Regions from separate parts of the Homo sapiens genome. Here all the other regions are linked to region 1. Evidence: read pairs that join two places in POLR2A ChIA-PET (ENCODE). Cell type or tissue: MCF 10A. All regions are shown on one strand.

Region 1 (8,000 bases):
GTGGGAGGGGAATGTCTATGTATGACTTGATATTGAACATTCATTATGCCATCCTTCTTACAAAGGAAGTTGAGACTCCTACCCCATCACATCCAACATGAACTGATGAAGAAATGTTTAGTGTTCTTGTAGTAGTGCCAGTGGATTATGGTAACTTGCCCTTTGGGACTGCTGGTCATTTTTTTTCGTGAAACAACTGGCAAGTAAAGGCTGTGGGCTCCATGGCTTTGGAAGAGGGAGCCATGCTAGGGGTAGACCTGGGGCCTTGGCATCATTCAGACCTTTGCTAACCCACTGAATTGTGATAGTAGGCCAAGTCTCCCAGAAAAAGAACAGGCACCCATCTCTGAGGTAAACATACCTTCCTGGGTTGCATTGTCCAAAACCTTGCTCTACGCCTGCTCCCTCCTGTTCCCGGGGCCTTAGACTCCGGGGCAGACCCATGAACAGATCCTCGGCAGAATGAAAATCCTTAGCAGACATACACACAGACCACCCAGTGCCTGTACTTTGGTGTGATTCAGCTGTCACAGAGTTGAATGTGATTCTTGAGTGTTTTCACTATGGTGATAAGAATGATGCTCATTGATATTTGGCCAGTACTGAGGATCTTGTTTGGGCCAGAAACTTCTTACAGTTATTTGTAATCCTTGAAACACCCTTGCAGGGCAGGTATTAATCTACAGATGAGATGGCCGAGGCTTGGAAGAGTTAAGTAATATGCTTAACATCACACAGAGCGGGGTTCAAACCTAGAGCTTTCTGTCTGTCAGTCCTCTTGTTTCTTCCACTCCTTGCTCCGCTGGTAAGTGATTTGAGGTCATGAAAACCCTGCACCCAAATCTGGAAGGATGTGGGGGGAATCCAGGCTGTGTTCTCCACTGTACACGGGGGACTGTTTTGGAACCCAGGAAGAAATGATGGGCCCTTGGCCCCTTAGAACTGGCAGGGTCCTTGGAGTAACTAGTTCTAAACAATTTCCCAGCACCCATAGGCATGAAGATCACCCCTTAAAATCCAATCAGCTAGGGGTGTTATGGAGGAAGGAGAAACTTCCTCCATCAGAGAAAGTTCTAGAAAGAAATTGATCATTTCAGAAGAATCCTCTGAGAATGTTAATTTACTGCGATCTGAGAAGAGTTTTCTTTTTTGCCGCTGGGTGCGGTGGCACACGTCTGTAGTCGCAGCTACTCAGGAGGCTGAGGTGGGAGGATCGCTTGAGCCTAGGAGTTCAAAGTTGCAGTGAGTTATGATTGCACCACTGCACTCCAGCCTGAGTGACAGAGCAAGACTCTGTCTCAAAATAAATAAATAAAATAAATTGAGGAGTTTTCTTTTTTGCCCATATTTATCACTCAGGAAAGGTGACCTTTCTGAAGCTTCTTATGTGGTGTGTGAAGAAGAAACAAAGCTAATACGGGGGGAAAATGCTACTTTTAAAAGAATAAATAGATTAATCTATGGGCTGATAAGTAGACGTTGAACATGGCAGCAATATTCATGTTTTGACAAATTGCACATTGCCACCAGAAAGAACCCTCAACCGTCTGTGAATGGGCCTGGTGAACCCTCATCCCTCTCTCTGCCTGCCCTCCCTCCAAGGTAGTCTTGGGGGTACTTAACACATCCCTTAAAGCTGTCACTCCACACTCCTTATGAGCTAGAGCAGTAATGGGGTGGTGTGTCTGAGTCACAAAAAAAATGTGAATCATTCTTGAAATGAGGGAGCCCTGAAAATATGAGTAATTTCTGTAGCAGGTACAGGTAAGAAATGGTTGTTTGGTTGTGACTGGCAACTGCTATGCAATTTCTGATTTTGACTTGATTGCTGTTGTTTTGAGGATAGGACAAGACTTAGCCCTGGGGTGGGTGCAGGGTGGAAAGACGTGGTGCCATTTGGACACAGTTCTTGCCTTTGAGCACTTCATACCCTAAAAGAGGTCAAGACATGTTGATGGTCGCAGAAAACATGTTGGTTTGAATATGTATTAAGTAGTAAACTGAAAGATAGAAATCTTATTCAGCATTAAAATAGACTTTTCTTAATCACGTATCTGATTAAATTCTGGTGGCTCCAGGGCTCAGCCACAGGTAGTGTCCAGATTCTCTCAGTCTACCTGGGAAAGAGCACTGGGCTAATTCATACATTGTGTTTCTGTTTACACATCTGTTCTCAGGAGAGCTACTTGTTCAGGGCCTGTTGTCTTTGTTGATCTGTCAGTCTGCATGGGTTTGGCTGAGGCTTGATACCTGCTATGAAATTCAAGGTTTGTTAAATAGAAACATAAACACACTTGTGAAATATCCTTATGTGCTTTTATTAGCTCAGAAAAGTAATCCAAGAAGTAAAGAAACAACATAATAGAATTTGCTTATTGTTTTTTGCAGCTTTGGGTACAATTCGTAGCTATTGAGTTTCCTGGGTTCAGAAGTAGTTGCTGCCTGAGGACTGATTGGACATTAAGACTTGATGTTTCAAAAGTGGGTTGGTTTTCCGACCCTGCTATTATATTGTGAGTTGGGGACGGAGGAGATGAATAGGAAAAGATGAAGGAAAAAAGGAGCAGAGGGTGGTACAAAAACTGATGGAAACAGTAAATAGGCAAGGAGGTGAAGCAGATGGAAGGAGAGACGTGGAGGACAGGAAAGACCATAGGCATGCTTTTGGCTGTAAGTAGCAGAAAAACAAAGGAATGGTGATGGAGAAACACATTTTCTCATAAACCAGAAGTTTGGATAGAGGCAGTGGTTATCTGGTATTGACCTGCAGTTCAGCAGTGACCTCAAGGATAGATAAGAGTTTTCAGTCTTTCCGCTTTGCCCTTCTTCGTGTTTTGGCTTTTCGGCCGAGTGCTGCTGCTTTCGTCAGTCCTGGCAGTAGCATGTGTTCACCCCTAGTTGCAAGAAAGGCTGGGAAAAAGATGATTTAGCTTTTCCAGCCTCTCTAGTGGAGGTGGGCAGGAGAGGTTAGGGATTACTGGTGGGTTAGTCAGCCAACTGTCTGGCACAGACCAATTGTGAAAAAAATATAAAGATAAACAAATATACATTGAGTCACCACCACAAAAAGCTCACGTTCCTGAGAAGTTCCTGAGTGTGGGCAGTGCAGAGAGTCCCATGTGGGAACCCTGGTATTATGGTGCGGAAGGACCTCTGGTAGGTCCCATTCTAGCCACATGGTTGATTACTACCAAGATCTGGATGCAGGATGGCAGGCTGGGTGCAGGGAGAGCCGTCATAAATCCTGAAGGACTCCTAGGAATGGTGTGTGAGGAAGGGAGGTGGCAGAGGGAGCACCACGTGAGTCTACCTTTGATCTGGTTTCCAGCTCATAATTCTCAGAAGTAACACTGCTGCTTTCCAGAGGTGAACAGGAGAGTGCTTGTTAATTTCTTTAAAAATTCCATTCTAATGAGCATATGCATTTAATTTAGTACTCACTTTCTGGCAGTAGTTCTTAGAGCCTGACACTTCTTTAGCACCATTTTGAATTTCATACCTCTGTGCACATGCGTGTGTGCGGGCGTGCATCCCCCTACCCACGTCCCGTGACCCAGGTCTCCTTTTCTTCTCTCTGCCTCAGAAGAATCCCAGTCTTGTTCAGAAGACCGGTTGCCCATTTCCCTACCCCCAAGTTTCTTCCTTCCCTCTCTCCTGTGCCTGAGCCATATGGTGACCCTCCTTTCCCCATGGTGCCCAGCAGAGGCCAGCTCTGACACGTGGCTAGTGCTGCTTTTGGTCGTTTGGTATTGTTTTGGGTCCTGCCACTTCCTCACAGCAGTGAGCCAGGTGCCTTTGATCAGAAAAATGTAAGCCAGCTGATTTCAATGTAACTCCTCTGGAGCAGGACTTCCTAGACCTTCACGTGCCCACAATCACCTGGGGGCTCTTGTTAAAATCCAGACTCTGTTTCAGGAGGTCCAGGGTAGGGCCTGAGACTCCGCATCCCTAACATGCACCTAGGTGCTGCTGCTGCTGTTGCTGGTCCAGGTAGCAAGGGTCTCAACCCTCAACCCTGGGGATCTTTTAATAAATATCAATGTTTGGACCTTATCCTAGATCAGTTGCCTCAGAATCTCTGGTTGATGGGGCCTGGGCATCAGCCTGTGAAAGCTCATCGGGAGGTTTTCATATGCCAAGGTTGAGAACCATTGATCTGCGGCTTTCCCACCTCCATGCCTTTGCTTATGCTATCCCTCCTGCTTAAGCTCCTCCCCTGCTTCCCCATTAGAAGGCTGTGTGTCCTTCAAGGCTCTGCTCAGAGGCCATGTCTCCTTGAAGCCATCTTGATGCCCACTGTTGATATCACTTCCCCTCCACTGAGCTCTCACATTACGCGTGCCTGTCTGTGGCTCATTTTGCCTCCGGATAGTGGTTTGAGCGTGGCTGCCTCTCCCAGTAGACTTGGTGGGCCTTGAGGATGGGGATCACACCTGCTCATCTGCAGGCGGGGACTCAATAAATAGGAGCAGAGCAGATTGTTCCTGAACCCAGAGAAAAACCGCAGGGGCCTCAGACCTGCTCCAGCTAACCTCCTTGAGGATCAGGAGCGGTATTAGAACTTGAGCCTGGCTTTTCCAAGAGTAAAAGACCAAGTGGAAAAAGATGCTTCAGCTGTTGAAGAAGATGAAGGGTATTACAGTTCCTGCTCCCTGGCCCTCGGGCTGCACACAGCTGGTCCAGCCCCACTCTGAGAGGGGTCTTCTGGCCCCTACCCATTGTCCTTCCCTGACCAGCTGCCTCCCTGCTGGGTCTTGGGCAGCGTCCAGGGTATGTCCAACTCCTTCATGCTCCCACTGCCACCAAGGAGCTCAGGGTGCCCATGGACATGCCTCAGTGACCAGAGTCTCTCTGCATCTTCCTGCCTCCTTTCTTCCCACCCCATTCCAAATGCCCACTCTTCTGCACGCACCCCCTGCCCCCCGCAGCTCCTATCATGAGCTGCTCTCTCTGGCGCTTGCTAGAGCCAAGGCTCCATAGAGCCGGAGCCACGATCATGCCATCCTCCGCCGCAGCCCCAGTGCCCTCACACAGCCTACACATGGCAGGAGCTTAATAAATACGAGCTGAACAAACACTAAGCAGCAGCCATGAGACAGGCCTGTGAGGCTTCACCAAGCTCCCTGATGTGTTAGTGGCAGAGCTAGAATTTGACCCAAGGCTGCTGACTCTCCAGTCCCGGGTGCTGTGAGTTTTCCCTGAGCCACCGTTTCCTTACTTAGTTCATGCTCCTCCGCCAAGTTGGGAGGTGAACGGTCTGATAGGATGAATCTACATTTGCTGGTTAAGTTCTGTGAAGGGCTTAGAGTGGGGAAAGAGGGATGATCCCTCTCTTGGGACAAATAATCTCTTAAGATTATTTAAGCAGGGGATGATAGCTTGTTTACTCCGGTGCATCTTCAGTAGGTGAAATAAGGCAGTCTGCAGAAGACATACCTCCTGACCAAGGTTGGGAGGTAGAAATGGGCATTTATGGCTCCTGACTCTATGATGATCTCAGAGGCTGTAAAGGTGGAGCAGCAAGGAGCTCCTCCAGGGAACCTCTCAAGACCCAGGGGATGAGGCATGATGGTCGGGGATGGTGGTGCATGGCAGGTTAGTGGGGCAGTGCAGAAAGGACAAGAAAGAAGAACAGGTGCTCCTGGATCCTGCTTCTTTCTTCATTCATCATCAACTTCCCTCTCATGTGTTCTTCCATTCATTCATCCATTCATTCCGCATTCACTCATTTCATAAATGTTTATTGCATTCTGACCCTGCTAGTCCCTGGGGATACTGCAGCACAAAACAGGCCTTCGTGGGGATTAGGCCTGCGCTGTCCCATGTGGTAGCCACATGTGGCTATTTAAATTTAAACTCACTACAGTGAAATACAACTTGAAATTCAGTTTCTCAGTCACACCAGCTAGACTGCAAGTGCTCAACAGCGGCTAGTGGCTACCAAGTTGAACAGCACAAATGTAAAATATCCCCATCGTTGTGGAAAGTTCTGCTGGTCAGCACTGGCTTAGAGTCTTGCCAGGGAGAGAAGTGTTTATTACATAAACAGGCAAGTAAATAATGTCAAGCCATGGGAAGCAACAGGAAGATGGAGTAGAGGAAACTATGTCAGCACGCAATGGAAGCTAGACTTTGTTTTGGGGAGTCAGAGAATGTGCCCCTGAGGAAGGGATGATTGAGCTAGAGTTGGACCAGGTGCTGACCAGGTTGGCAGGACAGTTGAAGAGGAGGGCAGAAGAGAGAGAATCCCAAAGTTAATGCACATGAATAAGTGCCTAGACTTGGTGCATCAGTGGCATTCAGTCAATGGCACGCCCCATCCGCACTCATGTTGACTAATCCAGAACCATGTGGAAGCACAGGCCCTGGCTAACCCTGCCAAGCACAGACACTAGATCCAATTGGCCTGGGTTCAAAACCAGCTTCTTAAATCTTTAGTGCCTCAGTTTCCTCCTCTGTAAAATGGGCATTGAAATATGTCCATGCCAGAATTGTCTTGTGGCGTTACTAAATGAGTTGATACATGTAAGGCACCTGGGAGTGCCTGGTGCACTGTGAGTACTAGTAAGTGTGGTTGGCTGCTGCTGTTACTGTTGCTGTGCCCCTGCCTTGTCAGCAGAGGGGATGCCCTACCTCGAGCTATTGGTAAAATTAAGGAATACCTCATGCTATCCCCCAGCATCTGGGAGCAAGGCTTTCAGGCTCTTGGCTCTCACTGCCAGGTGAGCCAAAAGTTCTGGCTTGCTGGTATCCCCTTCCCACTCTGCCCAGTTCCTTTTTCTCTGTTTTACTCTCCATAGCTGATCTCATAAATACTTAGTTTTGCTGTGTAGAAGGCACAGCACTTGAAGCCACTTCTGTGGCCTGTGTGCCACGTAGCCTGATAATGATCCAGCAAGATCATTTCTAGGGCTAATATGCCGATTCATGTTGTTATGGATGTTAGGACTCTAGAGATGGAAGGGACCATCTGGGCCAATTCCCATCACCTCACCAAAGATGAAGCTCAGTGAGCCAGGAGGGACCATCAGGCTGGAACCCCAGTGCTGATTCCTGTCCCCGATGCCTCACTCAAGCACACGTGGGGCTCCTTGGTGCTCTGCCGCTCACTCAGAGCTTTGAAACATCAGAGGGAGCATCTTCCCTTCCCTGTTTCACCTTTGTGGTTCCTGGGCCTGTGGCTGTGACCTCCCTTGCCTGGGTGGAGCCTTGGAGTTTAATTCTCTTACCCATGAGGGAGTTGGGGCCATAAGCAGAGCCATGCCATGTTCCACTCAGCCCCTCTCACAGGTCCACCCTGTTCCCTGCTCAGAACCAGCTATTTTCATCACAGAGTAACCAGTCTAAGGGACAGGCCTAGATAGAGGATTTGCTGTGTAGAATTAGTCCCAGAGACACTTTTTTTGCTAACCAAATCAAAATATCACCACGACTTGCCCTATACAAGCAATTCTTTCTTGTAATGAGATTTGATCAATGACATTGGCCTGTGTAATACTGTTAGGTAATACAATTGTTGAGACTATTAGAGTTGGGACTTCAGTTGCTTTACAACTTTGGAACAGGGTAGTAATGGTGGAAGTTGTTGCAGAGCCTGAGATGTCAGTTGTTCTGGAAGGAGGAGTGTCTCAGTGGCTGCTACAGGCAGATCTCCTGGGGTTCCTGTCTTAAGCTTTCCATAACCCTGACACAACTCAGCTACCTTCAGATCACTGGGTGCCAGGTCCCACTTGCCTTCCCAAAGTTTTCTTTGTTTTATTTTTAGATTTCTATATTTGTCCCATGAGGGTGGCTTATGTATAAGCTACACAAAAACACACACACACATATATATATTCATGTGTATGTGCATGTGTATATGTACATATACATATACATATATGTGTACATACGTGTGTGTGTGTGTGTGTGTGTGTGTGTAGTGTATGTGTGTGGTCTTTTTTTTCCTAGTGGCCTCAGCTGAAAGCTCACCTAGGACTACCAGTCTAAGAGAAAAAATA
Region 2 (8,000 bases), 59 kb after region 1:
GTTCTCAGCACGAGAAGGCTGTGATGTATGTGCCTTACAGAGAAAATGGGTGAATTAGATAAGCTCCTTTCAGGCATTAGTTGTAGTACTGTTGGCTGTGAGGTCAATGTTAATGAATGAAAAAAATAGATGTTAAATAAGATATCCTTTAAGCAGACACATATAAAACAAGGTTATATACTGATCAGTTGACAAAAATGTTGCAACCAGGGGCTTGCAGGAACCTAACCCTGTATTTCTCTTAGGAGCAGTGGCTCAGTATTCACTAATTCAGTGATCATAGAGACTTTATAGGATGTAACTACCACAACTAACAAAAATCAACTATCTATATACCTACATATGTATATATTCTATTTTAACCATTTTTTACACAAAAGAGAGCATACTGAACATACTGTTCTGCATCTTTCTTTTTCACTTAACCTTGGACGTCTTTCCATTTCATTTCATAGAGAGTTTCATTGTTGTTCTTTTGGATTTTTTGTTTTGTTTTGGTTCGGTTTGTTTGTTTGTTTGTTTGGGACAGGGTCTCACTCTGTCACCCAGGCTGGAATGCAATGGCGCCATCATGGCTCACTGCAGCCTTAACCTTCTGGGCTCAATTGATGCTCCCACCTCAGCTTCCCAAGTAGCTGGGACTACAAGTGTGCACCACCACACCTGGCTGATTTTTGTATTTTTTGTAGAGACAGGGTTTCCCCATGTTGCCCAGACTGGTCTCTAACTCCTTGGCTGAAACAATCCTCCTGCCTCATCCTCCCAAAGTGCTGGGATTACAGGCATGAGCCACTGTGCCCAGTCTCCTTGTTAGTTTTAACAACTGCATAGTATCCCATCCTGCGGTTATTCCATGATTTCCTTCAATCAATCCCTTATGGTTAGGCATTTGGGTTGTTTTCAGTCTTTGGCTTTTCTAGCAATACTGCAGCATACACACTTGTCTACATGTCATTTTCTATGAGTCTCTGCTTTAACCAACTCCCTAGAAAGGGAATTCTGAGGGCAGTAGTTCAGCCTGGCCAAACTGACACATAAAAAGCATCACACCTTCCTCTACTCCTGGGTATGTATCCTAAAGAAATTCTCACAGATGTTCCTAAGGGGATGCATCTGAGAATGTTCATTGCAAGGTGTCATTGGGAGGTTGGTAAGGTAGTTAAAGGTGATGGATGCACTTACCACCATGTGGGGTTATTGGGAGGGGCTTCTGAGGGACTTGGCACTGTGCCTAGCCTGGGGTTAGCGCCCAATGCACGTTAGCCATCGTTGCTGTTCTTCCTTCCTGTTTGCGTAGCAGCATCTTAATCCAGCTCATCGATGCCACGCTGGGTGTCCCTCCTACAGCCACCCCTCTGTGACCCGCCTCCACACAGGGCTGGAGGATCCTGGCAGAGTCTGGGCACTCTTAAGCAGGCATCCTGGATGTAATTCTGGACCACCTCAGCTGGTCTGGAGAAGGGGATTGGCTCCTTCACTTTCTAATAGTTTACCATGCACACAGGGTTGATATTTGACAAACTTGTTTGCTGTGTTCCATAAACATTGAGTGAATCTGCTTTGGCCAAACACTGCTCGTGGCACAGTGGAGAGAGAGGGAGAGATTTTAAAAAACAGAGCTATTAAACACAATTCTGTTTCTATGGAACTGGATATCTAGTATTGTTTGAAAAATGAAATACCTGAGGTGACTGAGCTTGGTGGGGTAATGTTTCCAACAAACAGAAGTATGCGTGTCTGGGCCTGTAAAACCTTTAGCTAGGATTTGGTCCTCACACTCTCCCTGCAGCCCAGGCTCCGGGGCCGCATTTCTGTCTTCTTGGTTCAGCTGCAGGGGTCCCCTAGCAGCAAAGGGAAGTTGTTTTGGCAAGAAATTGGGACTGTGAGATAATGGGGGCCAGTGACCAACAGGATATCTGCCTTGAGCAAGTCCAGACAGGTTTGGGGGCTTCCCAGGGGAGCATGAAGATTGCCAGAGGAGGAGCAAACCCAGAAAGGGCAGGACCCCTCTTTATCCCCTGAGGCCTCTCAGTAACCAGAAGCCAACCTTCATCATCCCTCCCACCGTCCACATACAAAGCACCAGACAGTGGGAATCTCAGGTGAGGGGGAATTTCACTTCCAACTTTATTCCATAACACTGAATTCTTAGAAGCATTTATGAATTAAAACATACTGTTTTTCTTCATCGTGGCATGCTGTGATTTGGAACAAGTTTGGAACCAGGTCCTCCTGACAGACTTTCTCTGCAGCTCCCATGGACTTGCCTCTCAAGGACATCTTCCTAATTGGCTTCCAGGCCTCCTCCCTCACTCCTTCCTTTCCCCGCCCTCAGCAGCCTCCTAAGGGCCCCGAGAGCCTACACAGGGTGCCATGAGGGTGAGGCTCCCCCTGGACCCTTGAATGAGGAGCCTCACTCATCTGCCTGGGAAGGCTGGCCTCCCATAGCACCATGAAGAACAGGGGAGATGTCGTCAGGCACGGCCAAGTGGCTGGGCTGAACCCCGAGGGCTGCAGGGCATAGAGGCTTCTTCCTGGCTGCCCTGGGTCAGTGCCTCCTGAGCACTCACTCACACTGTCAGGGGAGGCATGAGCTGAGTCCCGGAGACGAGCAAGTGAGCAAGCGAGCCAGGGCTCCCCCTGCCCTCCCTCAGAGCACGAACTTGCTGGGAGATGGGTACCTGAGTGAGGCTCACCATCCCCCAGGGCTTCTAGAAGGAGGCCAGAACCGGATCCTCGGAGGCCTGGAGGAGGGAGCGACTCAGGAAGTCCTGCTGGAAGGCCTCCAGCCCTAGTTGCCAGAGGTCCCCTCGGGTTTGTTTGTTGACTCCCAGAATTCCCCAAAAGACCTTAGAAGTCTGAGCAAAAGGGACTGTGGCTTGTCCGAGCCCCCTTATCTTAAAAGCGAAAAGCTTGGGACCGTGGCATTGCCCAGTATGTAGCTCGGTGTCGCCGCCGGTATTTACAGAATGCTCCCCGTGGCACCGACGTCATAACCTGGGATACCCTGGGCTTCTACACAGGCTTTTTGTCTGAAACGCAGGCAGGAGACCCAGAGGGGACCCACGACAACCCAAACACAAGAACACTATTGCACGGTTATTTTACATACTGACTTTGTACATCACTGACTTTGTTACTGTGTGAGCTGTTTTCCAGAAAAAAAGGGGAGTGGTTGTCCCTTAAGATGATCGCTTCTTCTCTGGGGCCCTGGGTGACCCTTTGGTTTTTTATACAGCTTGATGTCTTGGAAGGCCACACACCAAAGTCACACAGCTGATCTGCTCGGGAGTATAGCTCACACACACACAGGCCTGGAGAGTCTGTGGGTCTGGTGCCATCTCAATGTGCATGGCCAGGATGTGGTGACAGCGCCAGCCACCACCCTCCCTGTCGTCCCTTGCAGAGGAAGTTGGTCTGTGCTGCCCACCTGCCGGAGGCTGTTCTGGCCGCTTGGCCCCATGACGCTAGGTGTGGAGCTTGAGTGATAGCAACAGAGCCTGCAGGTGCTTGACTTGTGCTTTCTTCTATTAATAATTCACTCTGAGGCTGTAGGTGGGGCCAAGGGGGTCAGATCTCCCTGCCAGCCCACTTCCCCTCTATCTTTATTCCCACTTTCGCTGGGGCCTCATCAGAGCAGCCGGAGGGAAATCTCCTCCCATTCTCCCAGCCCTGCCCTGCCCTGCCCAGGACAGCTGCAGGGCCAGGGATCCTTTGTTTGGCTGAAGTCCCAGGTGCTGATTCAGAAGGCCCCACGCCCCAAGTTCTTGGGGGCAGGAGTGGAGGATCCTTCCTGTGGGCCCTGGGCCCAGACCCCCTCCAGCCAGGTGCCCTGCAGAGACCTTCCCGGAGTCCCCCACAGCAAGGGTCTGCCTACTGCACCTCCTGGGCCCTGGCTGGAGTGACCTCATCCTTCTGTGAGGCCCAAGCCCTATATTGTGGCTCCCACCCTGTGAGGCCTGGGGTCACCAGTTGTTCTTCTCTGCCTTCCCCTTGTGACATTCCTTGGGGTCCTTTGGAAGCCTCCTCCTCCCCAGATTGCAATCTTAAAGACACAGTTTTGTCCCCTAGCAGCCCTGGCATAGAAGGTCCTCAGTGCGAGTTGGTATAAAAGACTGTAAAGGATGACAGGACACAGATGCTGGTCTGAGCTATGAGGCCTCAGTTAATGTGACTGTAAACCTCATGAGGCCAGGGGCCCTCATGACCTCTCATCTCTCCTGGCACAAAGCAGGTCTTCAATCTGATTGATGATTGATTCTGAAATTCTCTTAGCAGCTCCTCCTTAGGGGACACATGTGATCATGAAAGCATTTGGGTCACTCAGGGAATCACGTGTGGATTGTTTTGATGCTCCTGTGTCCCATCTTCTTTCTGCAGACCTTTCAGCTGGATCATCTGTCAACCTCACCGCCACCAGGTGATGGGGGATGGTATCAACTGTGGGTTGGGAGGAAGCTTCCTGGGGAGCCAGGCAAGCTGGAGTGGTCCTCATCCCTGGCATGCCCCACTCAGAGCCTGTTGCACCTTTCCCTTTAGGCTGAAAGGTGCGGTAAGTGTGGTTGTAAGTTTCCCACAGGATCTCTGTATTTGCATCTGCTACTTTCTCCTTGGAACCATAGGCTGTAGCTGACTTTATCAGTACCGATGTGAAGTTTGTTAATCCCAGGTAACTATGTTGGAGTTTGTTCCATTCTAGTCTCCCAGAGCAGTTTGTCATACAGGAAGTGCTCAGCCACATCAGTTACATCAATTTAACATCGCCTCCCCTCCCTAGCTTCTGTGTGTCATAAAAGGAGAGGTGGAGACCACATTGGTCTCTACACTGCGTGCATTTGCCCCCTAAACAGTCGTCAGATCTATGCAGTCAATACCAACTGGATCCAGAACCCTGAATTTTGTCTCTACAAGTCAGGTTAAGATGAGGCAGAGATTGTATGGATTTTATTCAGCCTCTCTCTCTAGAAAAACTTCGCTTCAATTATCTGGATGTAGAGAAAGCCATGACTGAAGTCCAGAGAGGGCAAATGACTTGCCCAGGGTCACATGGAGTCAGTAGAACCAAAGCCCAGGGCTCCTGTCTTCTATTGCAGTCTTCTTCTTCTTCTTCTTCTTCTTCTTCTTCTTCTTCTTCTTCTTCTTCTTCTTCTTCTTCTTCTTCTTCCTTCTTCCTTCTTCCTTCTTCCTTCTTCCTTCTTCTTCCTTCTTCCTTCTTTCTTCTTCTTATTTATTTATTTATTTATTTTGAGATAGGGCTAGCATGCAGTGGTATAATCACCACTCACTGCAGCCTCAACTTCCTAGGCTCAGGTGATTCTCCCATCTCAGCCTCCCAAGTAGCTGGGACTACAGGCGCACGCCACTACACCCAGCTAATTGTTTGTAGAAATGGGGTCTCACTATGTTGCCTAGAGTTATCTTAAATTCTTGGGTTCAAGTGATCTGTGGGCCTTGGCCTCCCAAAGTGCTGGGATTAGAGGCATGAGCCACCACTCTCAGCTTTTTCCAATGCTCTTCTAACTACCCCATATTCACAGAGCCAAAGCCCATGTTCCTAATCTCCCTACAATCCTAGCCATGTCAGGACTGCTGCGGGACAAACCTGTATCTTTAAGCTCACAATCTGAGGGAGGATGAGGCTTCAAAAAGACCCCAAAGAATGTCACAAGGAGAAGCAGAAAAGGGCAACTGGCAACCCCAGGCCTCACAGGGTGGGAGCCACAATATGAGACTCAAGCCACACAGGAAGGAGAGGTCATCCCAGCCAGGGCCCTGGAGGTGGAGCAGGCAGAACCCTGCTGTTGGATACTTAGGGAAGGTAGTATGAAACAAATGTGTCCAGGAATATATCAGCAAGGCCCACTCAGACCATGGCTGCCTCCTCCAGGAATTTACCCTAGACTCCTGCAGCTCCCACTTCTCTCCCCATGTCCTTAGTTTCCATACTGCTCCATGACAGCTAGGAAGAGAGAGAAGTGGCATATGGTAGTCACAGGGGGGAGACGATGTTAAAGTCCCTGGTAAAGAACTACAGCCAGCCCAGAGGAAAGATGGCAGTGACAGTGACAACCAAAAAGTGAAATCGGTCCAATCTCTATTTCCTAATGAGGAGCCACCTGCAGGAAGCAAAATCCAAACCCTCCATTTTGCAGGTTCCTGAGCTATGCGTCGGGCTTCCTACTGATCCCCAGGGCTTGGAGGGAGCAACTGATGCTACAGGGTGAGACCTGAGGGTAGAGAAATGAATGTTTCTTGCTGCCCAAAGGGAGCCTTGAAAATCCTCCCACAGCCCAGAGTCAGCAGGAAAGCCAGGGCTGTGAAGGAGTAAGAGCAAACCACTCACTGCAGGGAGGAAGATTTAGATGCTAACCACTGTCATTGGCAGCACATGTCCACAATAATCGGGTTACTGGATTATAAAATACCCACTGGAATTATTTAGAAGACTAATCAGAAAGCATTTAGAACAACAACGGTGCTAAAAAGAAGACGGCGAACTGCGGCCCACATCCTGGAGAGCCGCCCTTGGCTCCTGCCTGCTTAGGGGAGCTGGGAGTGAGCTGGACTAAGAGGAGCCCCAGGGGAGTCGAGTGAAGCTTCCTTGACAGAGCCGAGAGGAAGGCTGGACTAAAACACAAGCCAAGGCATTTGGAGAATTGTGTATACAGTCTCTAACTGACTGCCCGGGGTCAGAAAAAGGAAAATCTTTTTGGTTTTTCTTCCTCAAACAAGCAATGGTGGTCTGGCCGGAGCAGGGTGTTACCCCTTCTGAATTGTAAGCAAACAAGTCCTGCGGAGACCTCCGCCAAAGTCAACTTCCTCTCCTGGTGTATCTCTCTGTCTGTGTCTCTGGTTCAAAGGGTGGCCCTTAGGACAGATATCCTTCTTGCAGACTGCGGCCTTGTCTCCTGGTGCCCCAGGCCAGGGGGTGGGGTGTGGAGAGACTTTGATGCTCTAGAACAGGGGTCAAGCAAACCATGGGTCAGGCCAGATCCAGCCCACACCTATTCTTGTACTGCCTGTGAGTGAAGAAGGATTTTTACATTTTTAATTGGTTGAAGAAAAATCAAAAGAAGAACAGAATTTGGCATGTGAAAATTATGTAAAATTCAAGTTTCAGCGTCCATAAATAAAGTTGTATTGGAACACAGCCACGCCCATTCATTTATATATGGTCTGTGGCCGCTTTCACGCTACCGTGGCAGCGTTGTGACAGAAACCATATGTATGGGCCCCAAAGCTGAAAATATTTACTAGCTGGCCCTGTATAGAAAAAGTGTGCTGGGAGGTCTCTGTAGAGCCTTGTTATTATCTACAGCACTCCATAAATTTGGTGCTTTAGGGCACTATGCCCTCAACAGAAACTAGTAAATTCTGTCCCTTAGTCCATGTCAGAGGCATGGGACCTGCAGAGGGGAACAAGCCACTCTAGGTCTCCTTTGCCTAGCGCAGTGTTGCAGTTCAGTGAGCGTTTGTTGAGCATCTGCTATGTCCCAGTCCCTGAGGACACCACATGGGCAGGCTGCTGTCCCTACATCACAGTGACTGGGCAGCCAGTGTGCAGACAGGCACGGAAGTGGGTCGCCTGACTGTGACATGGTCAGTGCAGAGGAAAAGCGGTCACAGGCTCTGTGGGAGCGTGGAGTGGCACCTTAGGTTCTGAGTGGGCATTTATTTGTTGAGCCCACCCTGGAATCCTGGAGTCCTGCTCTAAGGAAGAAATTGACCGAAGAAATGGGAAGGTAGCAGTTCTGTTAATTAGTTCATGAATGAAAAAGCTCCTGGTACAAATTACCCAGTAGAAATTGTTACACATAATGAGCAAAACAGTTACCTTGTTAGAAAAATAATAAAGACTTGAATCCTGAGTTGGTATTATAAGAATTCTGTGAGATTGACTAATCCACTAAGAAGAACAGTTTTCAGGTTTTAAATGATATGTTTAAAATAGCCTTTTGGCAAGATGCTAAACCACGGCGTAGCACGCTACCATCTGTATA
Region 3 (8,000 bases), 99 kb after region 1:
CCTGTAGCTCAGTGTTCAGAAACAGAGGTGAGGGCTGGTGCCCGCTTCAAGGCAGCTAGGAGCCAGAAGAATTAAACCAAGGATGGTCCCAGCCTTGGGTTTGTTGGTTTATGATTGGGTGGTGTCCTGACCCCCTGGAATATTCTTTTTTGATCTTTCCATGTCATAGATGCTACTGACCTGAGCCCATAATGTGCCTCAGAAAGGGTCCCTGGGATTTTGCCACAGTCTGTAAAGCATGAGCAAGAGGAGCTTTGACCTCTAGGTAGTGCCAGGAACCCTCCATCATTAAGGAACTAATTCGCTGCATGTAGATGATTCTAATCCTTACATCACCATTATCCCTGGTATTGATTTCCTTCATTAGCAGACAGTCCACAGTCAACTGCACATTAAGTACGTACCAAAGACACAAGAAGACCTAACTAGTCTCTGAACCCTGTATGTGTGGCTTTGATGATTACTATCACTTGTGATCCTTGCAATTAACTCTCCACCCTGCATCCATAGCCATGGGAAATCTCCTTTTCACACTCTGTGGAAAACATTACCTACCATATATGTGTATATAAAAATTATGTCTGACATTACTAAACTCTAGCTTTTGTCACCATCAGTGAAAGTATTGGGAATTCATGAATTATGTAAATATTTGAAATTATATTTTCATTCCCAATTGTGCCCCAGTTGTAAGGGTTAGCACATGTATGTGTGTTATTTTCTTTAACAGACAGTGAAACAGCAGTTTTCATGTGCCAGGCATTGTGTTAGGGACTTTATAAATATTGACTCATTTAATCCAATGTAATTCATTTAATACCAATTCTATGCAGTAGGAAACTGAAGCACAGAGCTTAAGCAAATTGGCCATAGTCACACAGCTGCTGAGCGTGTTGTTAAGCCTGATTCCCTTGTGTAGTTAAGAGCAGTCAGATGCAAATTTTCTTTTGTTTGTTTGAGACAGGGTCTCACTTTGTCGCTCAGGCTAGAATGCAGCGGCATGATCATAGCTCACTACAGCCTCAACTTCTTGGGCTCAAGCAATCCTCCCACCTCAGCCACCTGAGTAGCTGGGACTACAGGCACACACCACAACGCCCCACTCATATTTTAATTTTTTGTAGAGACAACGTCTCACTTTGTTGCCCAGGCTGTTCTCAGACTCCTGAGCTTAAGCAGTCCTCCTGCCTTGGCTTCCCAAAGTGCTGGGATTACAGGCTCACCCCTGTAATCTCAGGCCACTGCACCTGGCCACACATTTTCTTAAAGAAGTATAAAAAATTTGGACTTGGCCAGGCACGGTGGCTCAAACCTGTAATCCCAGCAGTTTGGGAGGCCAAGGTGGGCAGATCATCTAAGGTCAGGAGTTCGAGACCAGCCTGGCTAACATGGTGAAACCCATTTCTAATAAAAATACAAAAAATTAGCCAGGCGTGGTAGCACACACCTGTAATCCCAGCTACTCGGGAGGCTGAGGCAGGAGGATCGCTTGAACCCAGGAGGCAGAAGTTGCGGTGAGCCGAGATTGCACCATTGCACTCCAGCTTGGGCAACGAGAGCAAAACTCCATCTGAAAAAAAAAAATTGGACTCATTAATGCTTCAAAGCCTATGCTTCTAACTAATAATTGATCCTAGCTATGAAATATACATACATAAATACATTTATATTTGAGCCCAAATAACAGAGAAAGTAGAAATCTGTAGAATAGAATGGTATTGCTATTTTTTTCAATCAGAGATGGCAGTATTCTACATTCAGGATTTCTTGTGACCAGGGCTTTTGTTTGACTCATTTAAGTAGTGATGTATGATATCAGAATAGTCTTTTGCTCGTTTGTGGCCTAATGTTTTAAAAAACATGTGATCACCCAGGCACTGTGGCTCACACCTGTAATCCCAGCACTTTGGGAGGCCAAGGTAGGTGGATCACGAGGTCAGGAGATCGAGACCACCCTGGCCAACATGGTGAAACCCCATCTCTACTAAAAAATTAACTGGACGTGGTAGTGCACGCCTGTAGTCCCCACTATTCAGGAGGCTGAGGCAGGAGAATTGCCTGAACCCGGGAGGTGGAGGTTGCAGTGAGCAGAGATTGCGCCACCGTACTCCAGCCTGGGCAACAGAGTGAGACTACATCTCAGAAAAAAAAACAAAAAACAAAAAACAGTATGCTCTCCTCCAGTTCAGTCAACTAAAAGCAGTTGAACTCCCACAATGTAAACAGCAATGTGTATGTAGTGCTGTGGGTAACCCGGGATGTTAAATGGCCCTTCCCTCCTCTCCCCCGACCACACAGAACATATGTCCTTGTTGGGAAGATATAACACATGTAAGTGGAAATACACCATGAACCCCAAGAGTGTTTAAAAGCAGTATGCAATGAGATCCAGAAAGTCTTAGATGCAGCGTTAAGGACTCTTTCACCCAATTTCACCATTTTACAGGAAGAAAGTTGAGACCCAGAGAGAGGAAGGGGCTTGCCCCAGGTCACACAGAGCATTGCTTTCCAAATGAGTAGAAGAGACAGTAAACAAGGAAGCACAAAGATTCCTAGCCTTGAAGACCTAGGCTTTGCTCCTAGGCTTGCTGGTCTGTAAAATGGCCAGATGATTTAAATGATTTAGAAAGTCCCTTCCAATTCTGGAATGTTCTGGGCTCTGTCAGTGCCGTGTTTTGGAAGAGGGGCAAAATCAGAGAATATGGTCTTCTAAGGTAAATTGGTGTATCTTAGGCTTGGGTGTTATCAAGTGCCTAGGACAGTGCACAGTGCCTGGCATAATACAGTCACTCAATAAATGTTTGTTAAATGAATGAGTGAATATTTTTCGAAGATAGGAGTTGCTCTGATTCATAAACATTCCTTCTGTGAATTCACTGGAGGGAGATGGAATGAACAAGGGGATGCTGAGCAGAGGAGTGACACTAACAAAGATGTTTCCACACAAGGCAGAGGCACCGTCTCGGACTGCCTGGGCTTCGAAGATGGGTAGGGAGACCCAGGCCGGCGTGAAGCTTCAGATTAAGGAGGAGAGGGTAAGAGGGTGCCCAAGGGGCCACACCCTCTTGGGTTTATTCACCAGGAGCCAGTGTTAGGCTGGGCCAGGAGTGTCCACACCCTCATTACTTGTGAGCTTAGGGAGAGCAAAAGGCTTATGTGCAGAGATGACTCAGGCCCACAAAAAAAAAACAAGAAAATCTTGATTAAAGGCCAATATGGCAGCTCACAGCTCCTTTGTGGGCACTGTGTGCACAGTCAGCCTTCTAAGCATAGTTTGCCGAGTGGAGATGAAAAATTGGGATCATGGGGATCCTGGGGAGGGTGCGCCTGGGGAGGGTGTGCAAGGCACAGTCCTAAGATGTGGTCCTACTCTTTGTCCTCGGGGCCTGCCTGGGACACCTGGGATAGCTCTCCTGATCATGTATCTTCAATGTTTTACGTAAGGGCGGGTGACCATTTCCCTCCAGATGGAACATGAAGGAACATGCTCAGGTGGTTCAGGGATTATTGAGGACTTGAGAGGGGAAAAGAAGGAGGTTTGAAAGGAATGATTGCCCTTTAGCTAAGTAGCCGGGAGGTCAACAGAGCACAGCTGCTCACTCAGCAGGGGCAGTGTGACTGGAAGCAGAGGCAGGGAGCCAAGATGGGTTCTGTTAATGAGGTGAGAGGAGAAGGTGCTGGCCACACCTTCCTGTCCCCTGCCTGTGCTCATGCTCCCCGACTCAGGACAAATATATGGGGCTGGCTGTGATCAAAATTTAGCACAATTCAAGAAACCAACTGAGGCAGTTAACTGACTGTGGAAAACAGCAATCAGGGCTCCAAGGGCAAAGGTAGAACTCACCATGATGTCAGCACAGTTACCTACAGCACAGTCCATTGATGGGGGCCTTGGGAAACATCCTCCTTCCCTTTGGCATTTCAAAGCAGCTGGTTCCAGTAATATTGAGAGATTTAGGATCTCTAAGCCATTTACAGATGGATAAACATGCACCTGTGGACATGTGCAGCCAGACCAAAGAGTGAAGAAGGTTGAGGTTTTGGAATAAGATAGGCCAGGTTTTGAATCTCAGTTCAACTTTTTTACCAGCTGTGTGACCTTGAGAAACTTATTTATTGGGTCAATTTCCTCATTTGTTTAAAAATGAAAAAATTTTACAGTGTTATGAGAACTAGAAATTGTGTGTGTGTGTGTGTGTGTGTGTGTGTGTGTGTGAAATGCATGATTCTCAGCAGGCATTCAATGTTGTCATCGTCATCATTATTATTAGTGACTAACACACAAATTTGTGTCTTTGAGCAGATTTGGGTTGTTGAGCATTTGTATTCTGACTTACCAATTTCTCATAATATGAATTCCATTTGCATGCTTGGGAAATAAAAATATCCTCCTCAAGAAACTCTTATTGTGGACACTCGAGGGTCTGAGCACCATGTTAAATGTATGGCCTCCTCCCCACCCCCATATTTGCCCACCTTCTAATTTTGGAATATAGTAAGTGTTTTGTTTCACAATATATCATAAAATGACCAACTTGTTGTTACGAAGTTCTACATGTTAAGATTTTTGTTCTTGTATTTTTGTATCTCTTAGTCACTTTGGTGAGCCATGTGGTTTGATGGTAAATCATTTTGTGATTTATAGATTGCCAGTTGAAATAACACCTATCTAAATTCCTGAGACATACATAATCATGGTACAGTGTGACTTATAATTTTGTGGCTATATGGAACATTTCTTCTAAGAATGTTTAAGCCAAACAATGGCATTGTGAGAAAATTGTCATTATAACAAATACCATGAAACAAATGGCATTGTCATCTGTTGTGTGTAATTATTTTTAAATGCCAAACTGTAGGCCATGGGCTACTTAATGTTTGAGACCACAAAGTCCCAGTTTGACATAACATGGTTTTACCTGAAACTCTTTGGGGTGGAAAGATGGTGGAGTCTTACAGAAATAAGACCACCTAAGTGAAATCAACCTGTATGTTCTATACTAGTAAGAGGCTGGCTGCTTAGATCATAAACCACTTTGTCAAATGTACTAGGCCTACATCAGTGTTCACTGAGGTCTTCTAACAAATGTGATCATTACTAATTAATCCTGTTTACCAATGGAAACTGAAGCCATTTCTTAAATACACCCTGTTCATACTGCATCGCAAGTATACATGTATGTGATATTAAATAAGGACAATACTGAAACAGTGAGGGGCTACTAAATGCCACATACATACTGGCATTGTCTCCCTCTCTCACACACACACCCCAAATCCAAACTGTAGAGAGGAAGCTTATGTTTTCTGGGTCCTAGGGTATCACTACTTTCAGAAATCTTTATCCTTCTTGGAAAGTCTTGCTTCTGGGCTTTAAGAATCATAGGCTCCCCAGACTTATATCACTGTCAGGGGTAGAGTAGACTGGAACCCACGTGCATTAAGTGATGAGTTATGCAGAGAGCCTAGCAGAGACAAATGACCTGCCAGGTCAGGGGCAGCTGGACATGCCTTTTCCTTCCTCGTTTATAAAACGACAGGTCTGTTTACAGCCTATTCGGTGGCATAGTAAATGTGAAAGCACTTTGTAAACTGTAAAATAAAAGCTGAAATGAGGCTGATTGGTCCTCAGCCCTTTTGGGGCCTGCAGGAGCCAGCAGCCCTCACCCCTACCCTGGGAAGGTTGGAGAGAGCAGAATAAAGTAGTTAAGCAAGGGGAGAATGAGAGCCTCCTGGATCGTTGCCCTTCCATCCCAGCACACCCAGGGCACCCACTCCAAGCTATTCCAGTAACTTACTATTCTGTTAACCTTGAGGAGGGCAGGGACCTTCTGCTTAATTCTCCACATGGCTGCTGTTCTGAAGTGGGGAGAGTGGCCATAGAAGCAGAGGAGATCATTATTCATAGGAAAAGTTTTTCTTGTTCTTTTTCATTAAATGCCTCTGGTAGGAGAAAATGAATAAATAGAAACATTGAATACACTGCTTTTTCTAAGCCCATGGTCAGAGACAAAAGGAAAAGCACATGACAAATAAAAGGGAATCTCCCCTTCCATTTTCTCTCCTTTCACTCTATTTTCTGACAAGACCAGAGTGGAGCTCCCCTTGAGTCACGTGCTTTCTGCACACCGCAGGTCAAATCCAGTATCTTGCATGGTGTGTTATAAAGCCTCTAAAACAAATCAGCACAGGTCCTTCTTTAGTCTCTCTCCAAGGGGGATTCCATGGTATTGTTATTGCTGGAAACCCCTCTTCACCTCTGTGAGGAGACAGAGCTACTTACAGGCAGGACGCAGCCTGAGTTTTAGTCATTTTAAGATCTGATAGTCTCGAACAAGGTGGGGAATCCTTGCATGTAGAAATTGCTCCTCTCTGCCTCACCATATCTTTATATAAGTGATGAGGGGTCCCGAAGTGGGGCAGGGGACTTACTTCCTTGACCTCGAAGTCCTAAGCATCCGGAGACCAACCTTTTGAGGATCACGCCTAACAGGCTCTGTCCACCATTCCTTATGCAGAAAGAAAGGAACACAGCGCCAGCATCCTGCCCCTCTCTCCTCTGTTGATCTGTGAGTTCTGTTCATCACTAAGAATGCCATTTGGGGATTTTCCCCTCTTGCTTTTATTACCTTAACACTAGACAAGTGAAGAAGAAGAAGAGTTAGAGGAGGAGGAGGAGGAGGACCCGGAAGAAGATAGGAAATCCACAAAAGAAGAAGAGAGTGAGGTGCCGAAGTCCCCGGAGCCACCACCCGTCCCCGTCCTGGCTCCCACGGAGGGGCCGCCCCTGCAGGCCCTGGGCCAGCCCTCAGGCTCCTTCATCTGTGAAATGCCCAACTGTGGGGCTGTAAGTGTGTCTGTGTCGTCTGGGGATCTGGGACAAGTGAGAGCCATATAGCTGTGCCTGGCTTTAAGAGATGATGTATTTTCGAGAGTGCTCTTCCAACAGTCACAGTTTGGCAGAGGGTGCTCCATGTTGCCATTGTTTTCTGCTTCATTTGGCCAACAGGTATTTACAGAGTGTGTGTTCTGTGTCAAGCATGATGCTGCGTGTTGGAGAACACAGAGAAGGCCCCCATGCCCAGGAGTGTGTGATTCCAAGCTCTGCAGTGAGCGTGGCCTCCAAAACATACATTCCACATTTCCTGGAGCCTCTGCATTCCCCTGGGCTGTGTGTCACACAAGCTTGTGCCCTGTCAACATGCATTTAAATGTACTAGGAGAGCCTGCTGACAAAGATCATCCTTTTATGACATAATTACTTGCCCTACCTCCTGCAATTTTACCTATTTAGAAGGTTTTGCATTTCACATTTCATAAAGTGTTACTAATCGAAATGTCACTAATTTAAAATTGAGAACACTGTTACAAAGATTTAACTAAAGTTTATCTTTGTACTCTATGGTGGAGAAAAAAAAGATTTACTAAAAGTAAATTAATCATATAAACAGGCTGAAAGGGAGTGTGTGTAAATACAGAGGCTACTACTTTTCAAGAATATTAGAAGCATAATTTAGCTAAAATAAAACAAGTTCACCATGTGGTCATTCTTAGCACTAAAGAAAGACCTTACGGTATCTGTGCTGGCCTTGTCTAAGGCTCCATATGTATTTTAAAGGATATTTTTAAAGGTTATTTCTCAATCTCCCGCTGGTCTGCCACTAGTCTGAATTGGTGAGCTTTTCCCAAATCAGGTTTCTTAAGGCCAGGCACACCTGTATAGGCAAGTTCTAGAGGGATTACCCCTCAAAATAATGTTGCCCCTTGCAGAGGAAGCCCATTTTCCTTAAGTCAGTGTGCTTGTCTTTGCTCATACATGATATAGGACAGTGCTGTTCTCCAGAGTGTACTGAATGCTGCTTACCTGTCACTTAGATGGAGAAAGCAACAGTCTTTAAAATATTTAGATCCTAAAGCAGAAATTCATTTGATTTGCATTTAAGAAAAAATGAAAATTAAAAAAAAAACAAAAAAGATACATACATTTTGCATTCACTTTG

Evidence for each region. ChIA-PET counts read pairs that join two places held together with the same protein. Peaks named below come from ENCODE experiments on the same cell type or tissue, not always from the same donor. Only the 100,000 strongest peaks of a DNase experiment are listed, where the experiment ranks them.
Region 2: POLR2A ChIA-PET joins it to region 1 with 5 read pairs; 5 of 35 experiments call an interaction of 5 or more read pairs at or near these places.
Region 3: POLR2A ChIA-PET joins it to region 1 with 7 read pairs; 1 of 35 experiments calls an interaction of 5 or more read pairs at or near these places.

Annotation. Positions count from the first base shown.
Region 1 is chr6:42,333,919-42,341,918 of GRCh38, reverse strand. The region is part of intron 3 of TRERF1 (transcriptional regulating factor 1); the gene reads left to right. Among named protein-coding and RNA genes, the nearest start is that of TRERF1, 110 kb to the left of the region's middle. In MCF 10A, no CTCF peak of the experiment used is centred here; a DNase peak (open chromatin) is centred at 3,028.
Region 2 is chr6:42,275,070-42,283,069 of GRCh38, reverse strand. All of the region lies in intron 4 of TRERF1 (transcriptional regulating factor 1), which reads left to right. Among named protein-coding and RNA genes, the nearest start is that of MRPS10, 61 kb to the right of the region's middle. RefSeq lists an enhancer at 3,131-3,643. In MCF 10A, no CTCF peak of the experiment used is centred here; DNase peaks (open chromatin) are centred at 1,739, 2,679 and 3,689.
Region 3 is chr6:42,235,052-42,243,051 of GRCh38, reverse strand. TRERF1 (transcriptional regulating factor 1) reads left to right here. Exons shown (of 18, transcript NM_001395490.1): 16 at 6,641-6,847. LOC105375061 (a long non-coding RNA gene) reads right to left here. Exons shown (of 4, transcript XR_001744122.2): 3 at 7,984-8,000; 4 at 6,548-6,636. Among named protein-coding and RNA genes, the nearest start is that of MRPS10, 21 kb to the right of the region's middle. RefSeq lists enhancers at 600-1,182, 6,395-6,554. In MCF 10A, no CTCF peak of the experiment used is centred here; DNase peaks (open chromatin) are centred at 3,131 and 3,521.